Linked DNA regions of Homo sapiens: region 2 is linked to region 1. Evidence: chromatin loops called from intact Hi-C (ENCODE). Cell type or tissue: IMR-90. All regions are shown on one strand. Each heading gives the region's core, and the rest is flanking DNA. Links, peaks and the distances in the headings are about the cores only. Region 1 overlaps LOC124903915 (a long non-coding RNA gene). Region 2 holds the start of TRT-AGT1-2 (tRNA-Thr (anticodon AGT) 1-2).

Evidence for each region. Peaks named below come from ENCODE experiments on the same cell type or tissue, not always from the same donor. Only the 100,000 strongest peaks of a DNase experiment are listed, where the experiment ranks them.
Region 2: it touches region 1 in a loop (10-fold over the local background); 38 of 110 quality-filtered maps call a loop at or near these places.

The regions. Positions count from the first base shown.
Region 1 is chr17:8,299,052-8,301,962 of GRCh38, reverse strand. It overlaps LOC124903915 (a long non-coding RNA gene), which reads left to right. Exons shown (of 2, transcript XR_007065606.1): 2 at 291-575. Among named protein-coding and RNA genes, the nearest start is that of SLC25A35, 5.1 kb to the right of the region's middle. In IMR-90, for the core only: a CTCF peak has its summit at 1,135 (motif pointing right); a DNase peak (open chromatin) is centred at 1,152.
Region 2 is chr17:8,225,356-8,228,235 of GRCh38, reverse strand. It overlaps CTC1 (CST telomere replication complex component 1), which reads left to right. Exons shown (of 23, transcript NM_025099.6): 23 at 1-2,880. The coding sequence ends at 56. TRT-AGT1-2 (tRNA-Thr (anticodon AGT) 1-2) reads left to right here and starts at 1,928; the gene lies at 1,928-2,001. It overlaps TRS-AGA2-6 (tRNA-Ser (anticodon AGA) 2-6), which reads left to right and starts at 1,545; the gene lies at 1,545-1,626. TRI-AAT4-1 (tRNA-Ile (anticodon AAT) 4-1) reads left to right here and starts at 1,172; the gene lies at 1,172-1,245. In IMR-90, for the core only: no CTCF peak of the experiment used is centred there; DNase peaks (open chromatin) are centred at 1,435 and 1,985; H3K4me3 peaks cover 1,075 bases; H3K27ac peaks cover 197 bases.

The DNA.
Region 1 (2,911 bases), core at 93-2,592:
ATATTAGCCGGGTGTGGTGGCGCACGCCTGTAGTCCCAGCTACTCGGGAGGCTGAGACAGGAGAATCGCTTGAACCCAGGAGACAGAGGTTGCAGTGATCAGAGACCATGCCATTACACTCCAGCCTGGGTGACAAAGCGATACTCCGTCTCAAAAAAAAAATAAATAAATAAGATTTGGTTTAGGAGTCATGCAGCTGGAGGCTGCAAGATTCTGAACCTCCCCAAATTGCTCCTGGGGATAACATCATTCTTGTAAAACCTAAGATGAGTGCTTGTGATATTTTGCAGACCCTGCACTCAAAGCATCATCTGGCAACACCCGGATCAATAAACTGGTTCATCTGTTCTTGTGGCCCCCACCCAGGAACCGACCCAGTGAAAGAGGAGAGTTTCAACTCCCTGTGATTTCGTCTCCCACCTAACCAATTAGCACTCCCCACTTTCTGACCCCCTACCCACCAAATTATCAAAAACCCTGATCTCTGAATTTTCAGGGAGATTGACTTGAGTAATAATCAATTTTGCATGTGGCATGGCCGGCCTCGTGTCAATTAAACTCTTTCTTTACTGCAATGCCGTGGTCTTTATTTGTGCAGAGGACAGGAAGAGCCCACTGGGCAGTTACATTTCCACTGAGGATGCTAAGCTGGTGGAATATGGGCCTGCAGCTGCTAGTGGCCATCAGTGAGGTGGCCTGAGAATAAAACCGATACATGGCAGAGGTGGAGAGAGACAGATTTGAGTGCCTGATTCTGCTGGCCTGAAGTCATGTGTGTGTCTGGAGCTTTCAGTTGTGTGAGTCAATGAGTTCCCTTTTTGTAAGCTAGTTTGAGTTGGATTTCTGTCACTTACAACAAAACAATCCCTTATAAAGGGAGCTTCTAATAAAAGAAGTGTTGAGTCCAGCTCCCTCCGGTAGGGCCAGGACTTGGAAGTCCAGTAGACTCTTTCATGGAGCACAGAACACCTGGGCCTCATTTCTGTCTGCAAAGCTGTTAATGTAGGTAGCCTGCCTGTGATGGGGGATAAATCAGGAAGAAGCAGTAAGGAAAAGCTGGCCTGCTCTGGGAATTTATACAGGTTTTGGCCCAGGTGAGGATACACAGAGACGATCCTTCCTCACCACCACTAGGTGGAGTTTGAGCACTTCGGGTGCGCGCTCAGCAGCCAAAAGGAACCCATCAGTGTCTAGGCTACCAAGGAAGAGGCAAGAAAGACACAGCCCCCTGCCCTCCAAGCCTCCCCGTCTTTCTCGCTCCCTCTCTATGTTACCACCCCTTCTTTCAGACACCTGGGGACTTTTACGTTCCCTATGCAACTCCTCTCAAATCTGATTCATGACATTCACATCCAGGAAAAAATGGTAACAGCCTACAATAAATCAAGACAGCATGATATTGGTCAAAGGCTAGACACACAGATCAAGGGAACAGAAGTGAGGGCACAGAAATCGAGCCACACAAATATAGAAAACAGATTTTTTACAAAGGACCAAAGGAAGAAGAAGAAAGAAGAAGGAGAAAAAGAAGAAGAAGGAGAAGAAGAGGAGGAAGAGGAAGAAGACGACGAAGGAGGAGGAGGAGGAAAGAAGAAAGAAGAAAAGAGAGAGGAGGATGAGAAGAAACCAAACCCAGACCTCACATAATTTACAAAAATTAACTCAAAATGGATCATAGACCTAAATGTAAAAAGTAAAACTATAAAGCTTCTAGAAGAAAACATAAAAGAAAATCTAGGTGACCTTGGGCCTAATTATACATTTTTGGGTTTTTTTTGTTTGTTTGTTTTGTTGTTGTTGTTGTTGTTGTTTTTTGAGACGGAGTCTAGCTCTGTTGCCCAGCTGGAGTGCAGTGGTGCGATCTCGGCTCGCTGCAAACTCCGCCTCCTGGGTTGAAGTGATTCTCCTGCTTCAGCCTCCCGAGTAGCTGGGATTACAGGTGCCCGCCACCACACCCAGCTAATTTTTGTATTTTTAGTAGAAATGGGGTTTCACCAGGTTGACCAGGCTGGTCTCGAACTCCTGGCCTTAGGTGATCCACCCACCTCGGCCTCCCAAAGTGCTGGGATTACAAGCATGAGCCACTGCATCCGGCCTCAATTTTTTTTTTTTTTTTTGAGACAGAGTCTCACTCTGTCGCCCAGGCTGGAGTGCAGTGACGCGATCTCGGCTCACTGCAAGCTCCGCCTCCTGGGTTCATGCCATTTTCCTGCCTCAGCCTCCCTAGTAGCTGGGACTACAGGCACCTGCCACCACGCCTGGCTAATTTTTTGTATTTTTAGTAGAGATGGGGTTTCATTGTGTTAGCCAGGATGGTCTCGACCTCATGACCTGGTGATCCGCCCTCCTCGGCCTCCCAAAGTGCTGAGATTACAGGCATGAGCCACCACACCCGGCCAATTTTTGTATTTTTTTTTTTTAGTAGAGATGAGGGTTCACCATGTTGGGCAGGATGGTCTCGATCTCTCGACCTCATGATCCGCTGACCTCAGCCTCCCAAAGTGCTGGGATTACAGGCCTGAGCCACCATGCCCAGCCCTGATATATATATATATAGATAGATAGATAGATAGATAGATAGATAGATAGATAGATAGATAGATGTAATTTTGAGACAGAGTTTAACTCTTGTTGCCCAGGCTGGAGTGCAATGGCGCAATCTCCTGCTCACTGCAACCTCCACTTCCGGGGTTCAAGTGATTCTCCTGCCTCAGCCTCCCGAGTAGCTGGGATTACAGGCATGCGCCACCACCCCCAGCTAATTTTGTATTTTTTTTAGTAGAGAAGAAGTTTCCCCATGTTGGTCAGGCTGGTTTCACACCCCCAACCTCAGGTGATCTGCCTGCCTTGGCCTCCCAAAGTGCTGGGATTACAGGTGTGAGCCACCACGCCCAGACTCCTGATATTTTTT
Region 2 (2,880 bases), core at 1-2,500, 74 kb after region 1:
CTATCCGAGAGTCAGAGTACTCCAGCTCTCTGGGGATCCTTGCTTCCTCCTGTTAACTGAACTGCAAGGATGGCCTGAGAGTCCTTCCTTGCTGAAAACCTGAAGGCCTAGGTCCTGGCTCCTCTCCCTACTTGTTCTGTGATTGAACCAAGGACTCCAGATTCACAAACTGCTACTCCACTATAATTTCCCTTCTTTGGTGTTCTGGTGCCAGCCTGCCTTGGCAAAATTGTGGCAACAGGAAATCATGGCCCTATTAATATGTCCTCTGATTGGGACAAGGCACCTGCATTCACAGGCGGCCCTGAGCACCTGGGTTCTGACTTTGTCGCAGGAGCTGAGGGAACAAAAGACTTGCTCGCTGTGGGGTGATGGTGACAGGCCTATTGACCTGCAATGAAGCCCTCTGGTGTCATTTCTCACTGGTACTCATCTCTGGGGTCCCAGGCCTCCTGACTCCTAGTTGTCCACCTCCTAGGAACTCCTAGTCGTTCATCATCATTTCAGCCCTTTGCCGCCAGGGCCAAAGGTGGAAAGTGATTTGGAAGAGAAGAGCTTTTCGTCCAGCAGAAGAAATGGTACCAAAATCAGTCTGTAAAGGAAGTAAATTGGGGAGTTGGCGGCAAGGCAGAGAGCATAGCTATGATGGTCTCAGTCAGTAAGGCTGGGCCCTGCAGGAAGTCAAATATGAATGCCTAGAGGTGTTCACAAGCACAAAGAAGGTGTAGGGGGAGGCAAGTGCCAGGCACAAGCAGGGGCAGGTGAGGACTCTGGGTGACTGTGCTATAGGGCCCCAGGCTACGGTTAGCCCTGTAGGTTTCCCAAGGGCCTGGCCTAAGGCAGATCCTTGATCGATATACCTTGAGACCAGAAGGTGCTCCGAAATCACAACCGTACAATTAGGGGATCTAGGAACAATTCTTTGGAGATACCAATGCCTTTGGCTGGTGTTGCTGCATTTCTTTACTGGGGACTGATAGATGGAGAGGTGGAAAGATGAGCTGAGGCACATCTTTCAGAGCTACTGGGAGGCCATTTCTTCCTGGCTGTTAGGATTTGTTCGTGTTTGGGAGACCTTTAGAGCGTGGTTAAACCCATATGTTGGGATTTATGCTGCTTTTATGGTAGCAATACCCTATATTAAGATTTGAAGTAGACCCGGAAAGTTAGTGGCCGGTTAGCTCAGTTGGTTAGAGCGTGGTGCTAATAACGCCAAGGTCGCGGGTTCGAACCCCGTACGGGCCAGTGGGTGGCTTTTTTTTGTGTGTGTTTTGTTTTCTGACCCTCTGCTGTTATCCGGAAGTTTCTACCCGGAGCCAGTTGCCTTCTGGTAACAGAATTATATTGCACCTACTGCTTCCTATTCCCTGAATCACTAGCGCTCCCGAAGGCTTGGAGGGAGGAGTCTCTGGGCACCCGGGTGAAAGGAAGGTTCACGTGCAACCGCCGCGTCTTTTTTTCCCTGAAGCGCTTTCATGGAGGCAGATGTTTGTCAGTCAAGGGAAGTAAGAAAGGCATTGGATGAAAACGAAGCCCTAAGCCTCGTAGTCGTGGCCGAGTGGTTAAGGCGATGGACTAGAAATCCATTGGGGTCTCCCCGCGCAGGTTCGAATCCTGCCGACTACGTCATATTTTTTTCTTCAGCATACTGACCATATTTCTCTCCAGGATGGGATGATCCAGTCGGCACCCTCCAAACCTCTCATCTAGGAACTCTAGAATCGAGAATTTGATTTAGAGTCTATGATTTTGGTTTGAAATCTATGATTAACGTCTTTGGACATTGAAGGAAATCCGAGGAATGGACAAGTGATGCAAGAGCCAGTTGAGTTACCAAATTAGTTCTAGAAAGATCTGAAAAAGCTCGGTCCGGGTTCCTAGCTCTATATTCTTGTAGATGAATTTCAGGAACCTTTATGGCAGCTTCGGCGCCGTGGCTTAGTTGGTTAAAGCGCCTGTCTAGTAAACAGGAGATCCTGGGTTCGAATCCCAGCGGTGCCTTTATTCAATTGAAACAGCGTGATTTTGCGGCTAAATCCACATCCTTTCATGTATTGTTTTTATATCAGAACGCGTAAGAGTTTCTGTTCTGCACTCATAGCACCCACATTTCCTGCAGAGTCAAGCTGCCACTCCCATGAGATCGCCACTCTAAAAGGTGGTTCTCTAACTTAGGGGCAGAAATGTTGCATAGGCCTAAGGGTCCTTTGCTTAACTGATGCCACACCCCACTGGTGCAGGTGGACTGGGTCAGGCGGCCGCCCCACCCTCGATGGAAGGGGCTGCCCACCTTCCAGGCCTCTTTCTCCACCCTAGGACGTCCCCTAGAACCTGAGCCACTTTGTTTTGTTTGGCTCTTCATTATAGTTCTTTGGGTTTGGTGGCTCATAATGTTATATATATAGTATATAATATAAAAATATATATTTAAATATACAGTATTTAAAATTTGGCACAGCTTCCAGATGCGGTCCTCTAACTGGTCTTTCACTTGCAGTTACCTCCATCCCTCTCCACCAGCGGGATGTCAGGGTAAGGAGTAAGCAGGGATCCGGCTGGCCTGGCCTGGCCTGGCACCAGGTTTCGTGCAGCAGGGTGCAGAAGGGCTGAGGCCATGTGAACAGAGTCCAAGAAAGCATCATTCGGGAGTCGCTAGGGATCCTGGTGTGGAAGGGCAGGGCACTTTTCTGGAGCACTGAAGCTAGGCTGGTTAAGGAAGAAATAAATGCCAGAGATAAGGCAAGAAATAGGATCTGTGAGCTCTTGGCAGGACCTAAACCTCCTTGGAAGATAGGCAGAAAGCTCTCGACACCATTCCATGGCCCACGAACCAATGTAAGATGAGCAAATGGCTTGAAGGAATTGCTACCTCCAGGTCAA